Regions from separate parts of the Homo sapiens genome. Here region 1 is linked to region 2. Evidence: chromatin contacts called from ENCODE Hi-C or POLR2A ChIA-PET data. All regions are on one chromosome and are shown on one strand. The core of a region is the stretch at or near the end of the contact, and the rest is flanking DNA. Distances in the headings are between cores, read along the strand shown.

The links. A loop is a pair of places that touch in the nucleus more often than their neighbours do. ChIA-PET counts read pairs that join two places held with the same protein, here RNA polymerase II (POLR2A). Pooled maps may share reads with other maps.
Region 1: a map of naive thymus-derived CD4-positive, alpha-beta T cell shows a loop between it and region 2 (20-fold over the local background). The contact joins the promoter of ACOX3 here to the promoter of KIAA0232 in region 2. A Hi-C loop is called at or near these places in 1 of 168 maps with a recorded cell type or tissue (naive thymus-derived CD4-positive, alpha-beta T cell), 1 of 37 single-sample maps with no recorded cell type and 8 of 50 pooled maps. POLR2A ChIA-PET finds 5 or more read pairs at or near these places in 1 of 52 experiments (GM12878).

What each region holds. Positions count from the first base shown.
Region 1 is chr4:8,437,725-8,443,223 of GRCh38, reverse strand. It overlaps ACOX3 (acyl-CoA oxidase 3, pristanoyl), which reads left to right and starts at 2,501. Exons shown (of 18, transcript NM_003501.3): 1 at 2,501-2,576. TRMT44 (tRNA methyltransferase 44 homolog) reads right to left here and starts at 2,447. Exons shown (of 11, transcript NM_152544.3): 1 at 1,783-2,447. The coding sequence starts at 2,401. RefSeq lists silencers at 2,034-2,093, 2,144-2,353 and enhancers at 1,822-2,555, 2,374-2,613.
Region 2 is chr4:6,781,279-6,786,704 of GRCh38, reverse strand. It overlaps KIAA0232, which reads right to left and starts at 3,978. Exons shown (of 10, transcript NM_014743.3): 1 at 3,864-3,978. RefSeq lists silencers at 2,889-3,658, 3,719-4,598.

The DNA.
Region 1 (5,499 bases), core at 1,252-3,751, 1.7 Mb before region 2:
AATGGTTAAGATTAGAACACAGTTGATAAGAGCTGGAAGAACTCCTAAACTAGACTGGACTGGCAGAGAGGCCCCCTGGAGGAGAGGACACCTAGAGTCTTACAAAGGCACAGAGGCAGACAGTATTGGGAGCCATCAGAGGGGACTATGTACCTCCCAGCAATTGCTGCCTGAGGTAGGCAGAAGAGCCTCCCAAAAGTGTCCATGCCGTAATACCCAGGACTCGTGAATATACTGTATTATATGGCAAAAGGGGCACTTGCAAACATGATTATGGTTACAGACCTCAAGAGGAAGAGTACTCTGGATTATCCAGGTGAGCCCGGCCTAACTCCATGGGCCACGAAGAGCAGAGAATTTTCTCTGGCTGGAGGCGGAGGAGAGAAGCAGCAGGAGAGGAAGGCAGAGAGATTCCAAGTATGAGAAGAATTCAACCCCATTGCTGGCTCTGAGATGTAGGAAGCTGCATGAAAGAACCAGAAAGAAGCCTCCAGCAACTGACAGCCAGCAAGGGAACAAGGACCCCAGTCCTACATAAAAAATTGGATTCTACCAACGAACTGAATGAGCCTGAGAACAGATTCCTTCCCAGAACCTCCAAATAAGAGCCCAGCCGGCAGGCTGTTTGATTTTGGCCTCGTGAGAGAGACCCACAGCGGAGAAACCAGCAGAGCCAATGGGGATTCCTAACCTACAGAACTGAGACAATCAATTTTTTGTACTGACCAATGAATTTGCAGTAATTTGTTACAGTGGCAATACGAAACACATGCTGCTGAATAAAGTTTCAGGTAAGAGTGGCTGAGGCTGAAGTGTCAAGGTCACGGGCAGTAAAAATAAATGCCAGAGATTTAACGAACGCTGAGGACTAGTAGGTTCCCATCCATCCAGTCTCTATGCTCTTTCACAGTTATTTGTCTCAGCATAAATAGCTCTCTTTATGTTGGGGAAAAGGCTTATGGCATGCCTGTATAAACTGGCCATAAAAATATGAGACAATAAGTTGTGGAAAGCCACAAGAGGCCTCTGAGGAGGAAAGCCTTCTTATTGTCATGATGTTCCCATGCTCTGGGCGAGACCTACTGTCTTACCTATAAACACTGTGTTCAAGGAGAAAGACACTCCTTTGAATCACTACAATGTGGTCAGACATGCAGGCTCCTAGTTAAGCACGCTCCCACTGGTTATTCTCCGACAAGTTAAAGATAACGCTGTTTGAGCACAAAGGAGATTCATTTAAACCGCCACTGCTATAGATGACATGTATGATGCACTGTCTCCCTTTCACCCTTTCGCCCCGAACGTCCGCTTCTTAGATCTAAGTGATTGTACTCAATAGTGTGGAGACCAGAGCTCCCAGGCTTTGGCAGCCTCCATTTTGCAATTGGCCCCCTGGCCCCCAATCTTTATGCACTCTTAACCTGTCTCGTCTCATTCCTTCGTCGCCACCGGACTTTGAGTACCCTACGGGTGGTGTTGAGGCTGGTCCCCAACACTTTTACACCTACAGCTTTACCTGCTAAACTCCTAGGTATTACGCAATATCCAGCTAGTCCTTCACTGTCTCTTTGAAGCCTTCCAGACACCACCCCAATCAATTATCCCATCTTCTGTACTAAGGACACACATTTCTATGCGCCCACTCAAAAAACTATGAAACACCTAACAACCTCCCTAGGACATCGCAGAGGAACTAGTACCCTTAGGACTTTTTCATTGACCCGAGGTTCTATGAATGCTTTTTTATCTAATCATATCCGTCCACTATCAAAACACTCTTACCTTGCACGACTATTTCCCTCCTGGGAGTTGTAAGGGGGCAATGTGGGCTAGTTTTCGGGATGACGGTTCTGAGAACCACGTCGAGCTCACGCTGCGCCTCTGGCTGCGATCCCGCCCCGGAGCTGGTGAGGAAGGCCAGCAACTCCGAATTGCCACGGGCGAGACTTTGGGAGAAATCCTCCCAAAGCGAATCCAGATCTGCGGCGGGGAAGTCGCCCTCCCTTCCTTCAGCATGGCCGGGGTGCCCGGAGTCCCTCAGGGGCACTGAGGCGGCTTCCCTCTGTGCCTCCTCTTGCTGGCACTGGCCCTGGGCCTCCTCAAGTTCGCAACATGCCGTGCCCTGCTCGGGTCCTGATAGCGACCTGGGACCCGGGCCCCCTCCGGGGGAACCCTGGCCGGGTCCCGGACCCCGCTCCTTCTGCTCCGAGCCTGCGCTAGTCCCGGGGCCGCGGGCCTCCGCGCAGGGCAGGGCGGCGCTCCAGCGGGCCTCCAGGCGGGCGCCGCAAAGCCGTTTGTTTGCCACCTGCGGCCTCTCCAGCCACACTTCGACCGCAGCCCAGAAGCCCTGTGGGAGAAGCGCGCCTGGGTAGCTGATCCCGGTACGGCCCACCTCAGCCATGGCAGCCAGCAGGTGTACAGCCCTGGCAGCGGCGCGCCGAGATGACGCAGCCCGGTGGCGCGGCGCGTTGACGTCATGGAGGCGGGGTGCTGGGACCGGAAATGAGAATGGCGCCGCTGGAGATCCTTTCCTGCTTTTGGTTTCCCTGGCAGGGGTTGAACTGTGGAGTGTGTGGGTGAGGAATTTGACCTGTGTTTTATTCCCTTTTGAGAGAATTCTGGGCGTGGTATAGTTACAGAATCAAACATCAGCCAGCCAGCGGGTGTGGAACGCATTGTCCTCAGTACTGATTACCGATAAAAGTCAGGGAGCCTAAGTTTGTGAACGTAAAAGATGAGTCCTCTTATGAAAGCTAACTTTTCTCCACTTGGGTTCTGGTTTGCTTTTAGTGCTGGCATTACAGCCAGTGCCTTCCTAAGTCTGAGTGCAGCCATGGCTGTTTCATAAGAATGATGTAACGTTGTCCCATGAGGGATGAAAGTCATCTGTCACCTACTGTAGCAGGACAAGCCACAGACAAAACTCCTCAGACACCGGATTAAAGAAGAAAGAGGTTTATTCGGCCGGGAGCATCGGCAGACTTGCGTCTTAAGAGCTGAGCTCCCCAAAAAAGAAATTCTTGGCCTGTTTAAAGGCTTACGACTTTAAGGGTCCACGTGAAAGGGTCGTGATAAATTGAGCAAGCATGGGAAACGTGACTGGGGGCTACATGAATCAGCTAACAGAACAGAAAGTTTTGCAATGCTTTTTTCATACAATGTCTGGAATTTACAGATAACACAAGTAGTTTAGGTCGGGGGTTGATGTTATTATTATTATTTTTTTTAACTCCTAGGGCCACGTGGTGGTGCCAAGGTTGTCTGGCTATTTATCTGACTTTTGTTTCTTTCTAACTTTTTGCTTTCTCTCTTTTCCTCCTGTCTTATGAACTAGGCAAGGTGGCAGGGAGGAGGGCAGCAGGAGTAGTAGTGGTCTCCTTATCCCTTCCTTTGAGAATTTTCACAAATTAGTGGGAGTTCTCGCTTTTATTTTTACTTTGAGTCTCTTTGGGAGACAGAGTGATAGTGTTTTATGTAATACACTTGCAGTGAGGGTTTTAAATTCTCTTATAGCTGGAAACTATCTTTTAAATAAAGACCTAGGATCAAACCTGTGTTAAACCAGTACAGGCACATGTGCCAACTTTGTCATGTCCTAAGCAGGTTAGTTTTTTTACTGGGTCTTAAAAGCTTTTTTCCTAGCAAGCAACACAGTATTTCTTAATAATAGGAGTTTTTAAGAGCCAAATGCTTGAACTTGGCATCTGCTTGGGGAAAGAGTTAAAGTAATCTTGAGGCATTAAATCTTTTGCTTCTCAAGGCCATTGGTCTCTCATGTTAGCCTTTTTATAAACATAACATGAAGAAACGTCTAGGCTGCTGGCAATGTTTTCAGCCAGCTGAGCAAATAGGTTGTTTGTTTGTTTTGCTAAAGGAGGAGGCTCTTGTAACTTCTGGTTTATGTGTTTAAAGAATGACTTAAAGACTCGGAATTGTTGCTGGGCTGGACGGGTCTGGGTTTCCTGACTAAGTAGTATGTGTACAATGGGGACACCTTATATAGGTGTTTCTTCTAGCATGGTTATGGGGGGTAACAATAACAAAACAATATACAGCATATTTGTATCCAGCAAGGACAAAAGAGGTCCTTACCTGGGAAAAAGATTGAATACAGTGACAGAACAATAGGAAAACAGTATTACAGGAAAACTATTAGTCTTAAGATTTTTAACTACGTTTACTTGCTTGACAAGTCCTCAAGCTTCGGCCATGCGTAGACTATTCAGCTGCCAGTGCGTGACTAGAGCCGGGCTTGTTGTTTCTTCAAGCTTCAGCCGTGTGTAGACTGGTCAGCCTCCGGAGTGACCAGAGCAGGGCTGTCGTCCTCAGCAACAGCTTGGTCTCGTCTCCGAATCAGCCGGGTAGGAAGATCTGTGTCCTGCTGGCTGGTCTACTTGTCCTGAGCTGCCAGTGTTAGCTGACTGTGATGGATCTAAGACACAACACCTGCAACTTTTAACAGCAGTGGGAGTGGAAAAGATTACAGTATAAGGCCCATCCTATATGGGTCCTAGAAAAATTAGATTTTACTTTTTAACTTAAACAGAGTCACTAGATTTAAAGGGGTGTCAGGCTTATAGGCATTTTTATGTATTTAATTATAAACACTTTGTATGGCTATTTCTAAAATCTGCATTTGCTTTCTTAAGGTTAATTCCTTTAGTTCTTGGAGGTCACCTTTAATTTGACCTGTGATTTGGGGGTGGCCGACCGAACAAAATCTTATAGGGTAAATACCTAGTTTGTTTGGTGAGGGTGCAGCTGACTTGAAGGAGGACCATAGGCAAAAGCCTGATTTTATCTTAAATGAATTTCCTGGCAATATTTTTTTCAGTAGCTGCTCGAGTGTCCAGTTCATGCACTCCACTTTTTCTTGAACTTTGCAGCCAATAGGCTGTGTGTAACTTCCATTTTATTTTTAACAGTCTTGTTAAATCCTGCCCTATTTCAGCTACAAATGCTGGCCTATTGTCTGACTTTAAAGTTAGAGGCAGTCTAAACCTGGGGATAATGTCTTTTAACAATACTTTAGTCACTTCTTGTACTTTTTCTGTCCTGGTGGGGAAAACTTTAACTTACCCTGGAAAGGTGCAAACAAGCACTAGCATGTACCGATAGCCTCCAGCATGAGGCAGTTCTGTAAAGTCTATAAGCAAGTTTTCACAAGGTATGGCTCTTTTTCCTGTTTAAGTTTCTTAGAGGAGGGGTTCTTTTTCTTTCCCCCCTTTGTAACTCTATCTAGTGGCTTAGCCATCAGTGAGAAATTGGAATCCAGATATGGCAGAATCCTGCTGCTTTTAACTTCTAATGTGACAATGGGCTCCTGGGAGCCTAATAAGAAGGTGCCTAGTCTGCCCTAGTCTTTACATTCTTTAGCTCCTGCCAGCCTGATCAGATCAGTATTTGGTTCCTCCAAGGTGCGGCAGCCCTTGGCCAATGGCCTCTTTGTCTTGCAGCCTTGGCCATTTCTTTTATTGCCTTCTGAACATTCACCCTTCT
Region 2 (5,426 bases), core at 2,729-5,228:
TAAAGAAATATTCTAAATAGTAACTATATTCAACATAGTAAAACTACATTTCTAATGTTGTTGTGGGCACCGATGTTTATTAAAAATACTTCATCTGGGTCTTGTGCGGTGGCTCATGCTTGTAATCCCAGCACTTTGGGAGGTTGAGGTGGGAGGATTGCTTGAGCCCAGGAGTTCGAGATCAGCCTGGGCAACACAGGGAGACCCGTTTCTACAAAAAAACAAATTGTTTTAATTAGCTGAGCATGGTGGTGCATGCCCGTGGTCCCAGCTACTCAGGAGGCTGAGGTGGGAGGATCACTTGAGCCTGGGAGGTTGAGGCTACAGTGAGCCACGATCACACCACCGCACTCCAAGCCTGGGTGACAAAGCAAGATGCTGTCTCAAAAACAAACAAACTTTATTTGCAGACTTAAGCCAGGGTCAGAAAAAATAAAAATAAATATACTTTATAATATTAACATACTCTTTAAGGTTGATTACAGACTTTGACTTTATTTAGCAAACATTTAAACACTTACATTTAACATTAAGCACTTATGTTTAAACGCCTGAGCAAGGTGTTGGGGGCAAAATGATAGGATAGACACCACAGCCAGAGTTTACTATGACCAATTTATAATACAACATGATATAGACAATAATGAAGGAAAAATAGAGAACTATGATTGAGGAAAGGAATAATTCATTGTAATAGGACTTCCAAAGGACTCCAGAGAGAACAGAATATTTGATATGAACTTTTAAGAACTGGAGGGAGTGGGAGTGAGACAGGACATTCCAATAAGAGAAAAGAATATAAGCAAAGAAGGTCTGAAATAGCTTGGCATGTTCAGAGAACCAAGAGCAGTCTTGTTTAGCTGGACAGTGTGGAAAGGGGACAAAGAGGACAAGATAAAGTACAGAGATGACTGGGGGCCAGACTGCAAGGGGCCTGCATTGTGATGCTGGTATCTCTGAATTCTAAGCTCCAAACCACAGGCAGTCTTAGAAGCCTACTGAGCCAGAGACTGACAAGATCTGAGCTCAGGAAAGATGACTCTGGCAGCCAGGCAAAGAATGGATAGGAAGGGGTGGCGAGGAGCCTGAAGACAAAGTTAAAAACTTTAAGCAAAGCAAGTAATCTGAGGTTTTAACACTTACACTAGGCGAGTATTTTTAAAGGGTTTGAGTCTTGACGACATTTCACGTCTTCCCTCAAGTGATCATCCCAACTATTCTGTGAAACAGGTGTCATCAATCTTCCCATTCTACAGATGAGGAAATTAGCTCACAAGCCATTAACTGCCAAGTCAAATGCTACAAAAACAAGGACAAAGCGCAGGCTCAGCACTTTTCCACACAATGAAAAATAAAGAACAAGAACAATCTAATTTCTTTTGAAGAGTGCTACCGTACAACATAGCACAGAGTAGGCTAGCTACATTACCCTATATTACCACTGGAAGTGTTAAAAATCCATCTAATCAGCCAGGCGCGGTGGCTCACGCCTGTAATCCCAGCACTTTGGGAGGCTGAGGCAGGCGGATCACGAGGTCAGGAGAGAAAGACCATCCTGGCTAACACGGTGAAGCCCCATCTCTACTAAAAATGCAAAAAATTAGCCGGGGGTGGTGGCATGCACCTGTAGTCCCAGCTACTCGGGAGGTTGAGGCAGGAGACTCGCTTGTACCCGGCGGGCGGAGGTTGCAGTGAGTGAGCCGAGATCGCGGACTCCAGCCTGGGCGGCAGAGCGAGACTCCGTCTCAAAAAAAAAAAAAAAAAAAATTCATCTGATCTTCTTAAATGTTTGCAACTTGCATAACAAGCTAATTATCCTTAGATTTGACTTCTGTTAACGTCATGTTAAAGACCTATACTTTTTCTCCAAAGCAAACAAAAAAGCACCTGCACTTTGAATTCTACTTCCTATGGAAATAAATAAGAATAATATTCTCCCTTCCCTTCAATGTTTAAAAACTGGCATTTCACTGATGTAACGGGCTTACATAAAAACCATTATACCCAAGGAAGCTGTAAACCACTTTTTGAATGATTAAAAATGCATTATTTAGCAAGTACAGCAATTGAATCTGAGTTATAAGATATATTAAGTGAAAGGAGCTTCTATAGATATGCAAAGGCACACTCTCGGAAATAGGTTCTGTCATAAGGAAGCGACATAGAGATCCTGAGACCTATTTAAGAATGGTTCAATCCAAAATAACTGATGGAAGAATATTTGACCTTGAGGATGCAGAGTGATAGAATCCGCTCCTCCTCCCCCCCCGCCCTCACCCGCCTTTAAATTCTAAGTCCACGAAATGGTCAAAGTGTTCTGGAACGGGTCTTATTTTGCATAGGAAGAATCTAGCTTGGGCATTTTACCGCACAGTTTTATCCACAGCATCGCCTATTACCAAAACTGCTTGTCCCTACCCCCTCACGAGCTTTCTAACAGTTTTTAAAACAAGACCCAGAAATGTAAAATCCCTTCTTAGGAACTTGAACAGTAAGTCAAAGTATCCAACCCAGGTAATTATTAGCAAGAACTACATTTATATAATTTTTTCCAAAGAATCTCGCATGCCTCCTCTCCGCTGAATCTCCCTCCTGTTTTTAACTGGGTTAAATCTTTATAGCTTGCCTATAGAGGACAAAAACGGAAAGGTGGCAAAAAAGAAATCAAGACAGTTCTGCCATGATTTAGGGGTCTGTACCAAGAGTTCGGCAGGTCCTGTCACCTGCGCACCACAAGACGCAAGCTGAATTCTAGGGCAAGACGAAGCATTCCAACACGACACACACTGGTTTCTCCAGCGGGAAGAAGCAGAGAGCTCTAGAAATGCCGGCTGCAGACGCGTATTGTTGGAAAGGAGCCGGATCAGGCCCCGCAGCAACTCGGGGCGCCCTCGCGACAGGGTTTGCCGCGCAGCGCACGGATGACTGTGGGCCTGTCACTCCTAGCTCCAGCTGTAACCTTCGCCAAACCTTGCGCCGCACCGGCCCCGCCCGCCAGGCCCGCCCCCCGCGCCGCGCCCCGCGCCATAGGCCGGCGCGCCAGTCGCTCAGCCGGCCTCCCGGCCCCGCCCGCCTGCGGCCCTCCTCCCCCGCCCGGCGGTTTTCCCTTCCCGGGGCCCCAAAAGGACAATGCTGGAGGGGAGGGGAACGGAGGGAACGCGAGCGAGCGGCCCAGGCTGCCGGCCTGACCCCGCTGCCGGGGACGCCGGGCGCCTCCCACCGGCCGAAGCCTTCCTCCCGCGCCCACTTTCGGGGCTCTACGTCCTATCAAGTCTAAGCACCCCCGCCTCGTCTCCCCTAGAAGAGCCGCCCCGGCGCGGCGACACCTGCCCCAGGCAGGAGGCAGCCAACGGCAACCCATTGTGCGGACTCATCGTCCACAGCCCACCCGGGCGCAAGAGCCGCAAGCTGGTGTCCCGGCGTCCTGGGGTCGGGGCGGGGGTCCCAGGGCCCACAGCTCACCCGCACGCCCGGGCACCACCAGGATCGGGGCCGGTCAGGCCTCCCTCGGCTGGCCCCGGAGCCATCAACAGCGGCCCGGTCTCCCTTAGGCTGGCCCCGGAGCCATCAGCGGCGGCCCGGCCTCCCTCAGGCTGGCCCCGGAGCCCCCGGCGGCGGCCCGGTCTCCCTCAGGCTGGCCCCGGAGCCCTCGGCGGCGGCTCGGCCTCCCTTAGGCTGGCCCCAGAGCCCACGGCGGCGGCCCTGTCTCCCTTGGGCTGACCCCGAAGCCTTCGGCTGCGGCCCGGCCTCCCTCGGGCTGGCCCCGGAGCCCCACGGCGGCGAGCGTCCGGCCTCCCCGGCCCGCGCCCACCCGGCCGAGGGGCTGCTCCGCGCCCTCCCTCCCCGCCGCCTGCCCGCAGTACCTGCCGAGGCTGCCGGGCGGCGCGGCGGCCGGCGGGGGCGCCTCTCCTCTGGCTCCGAGGGGCTGCGGGCGGCTGCCGAGCGCCGGGCGGCCCTGGCCTGCGCCTTACGTAAAGCGGCGGCGGCGGCCCCAGCGCCACTCCGCGGAGGGCGGGAGGCGGCGCGCCGGGAGCCGCTCCGCTCCGTTACCCGGCAACTGGCCTCAGCGCCCCGCCAACCAGGGGCGCGCTCCATATCCTTCCGCCCGGGTGCCGGGATTACATCAGCGCCGGCCGGTCCCCGCCCCTGCCCCTCCCTCCGGCTGGGCTGCGGGCGCGCGCGGGCGGTGGGCCGCGGGCTGACGGCGCGAGGGGACAGGCCGGGGCTGGTGCCTGGCGGGTGGGGGTCTAGGGCCCGGGACGCGCCGTGCAGCTTGGCCGGGGCGGCGGAAGCCGCTGGGAGGTGAGAGGGCAAGCAGTAGAGAGGGCAGGCAGGAAGCGGGAGCCCCCCAGCGTGCTGGGCGTCGGAGAGGAGACGTCTCCCGCGGAGGGGCACGTGGGACTGCCCTCGGCAGAAGCCCCCGAACTCTGCCGCCGCGCCCCGCCCCCGGCCCGCGCTGGGGAAGTGGGGCTCGGCGTGCACGGCCCCGCCCGCGGCCCGGTGCAGCCCCCGCCTTCCCGGGCTCGCGCGCCACCTGTCCGCGCCCCCTCCTCGCCGCGTCCTGGGATGGCTGGAGTAGGCGGCTTAAAATAAAGACTTTAATTTTTTGTTGTTGTTGTTAAGGAACCCAGAAGACAAGCTAAAGAAATGTGACATGGCTCTTTTTTTATTAACTAGGCAAAAATAAATTCTGGAAGCTTCGAAAGTGGAAACCAAAAATGTGCATTAACCTTTTAATCAAAGTGTCTTCACAGCCACCTACCTTCCCTAAATGTGACTCCTAGGCCTGTTCTAAAAAAGCAAATAAGTATCATGGACCTGGAAAAGGAAGGGAGATTACTTAGAAGAAAGAGGTCCAATGGGAGGAGTGACTTACCTGGGGTCATTTGTTCATTTATGCAGCACCCACTAGGTGCCAGGCACTATGCTTTTCTGTTCAGAACCTGTTGGAGAATTTCCTGCACCAGCTCACGGGCTTGTGGGAGAAGCAGATGCTGAAACACTGGAGAGGGGTCATCTGCTGAGTTGGCTAGATGCTCCATGCATCCATGGAAGGACAAACCGAGGAACTGTCGCTTACGTACTATCTACAGAGTGTTTTTTCTGCGAACATATCTTTTTGTTCTTTACAAAAATCGTGGGACAAATCTTTGTCATCCGCATTTAACTGGTGAGGAAGCTGAGGCTGAAAGAAAGTGATTTCACCCAAGCCTGGCTGCTACCGAGTGGACAGGGCCTTCTGACCTTGCTAAACCACCTCTTGCAGGAGACAGAATGTGAACCCAGGCTCCTGGCTCTGAAATATGGGGTTTCGTTTCCTTTACACTACTGTCTCCCTTAACCAGTTTGCTTCTAATTGTATTCTCTGAGCATTCGCTCAGGTGAATGTATATCGTCATAAATCACACGTTCATTCAGTCAGTTTC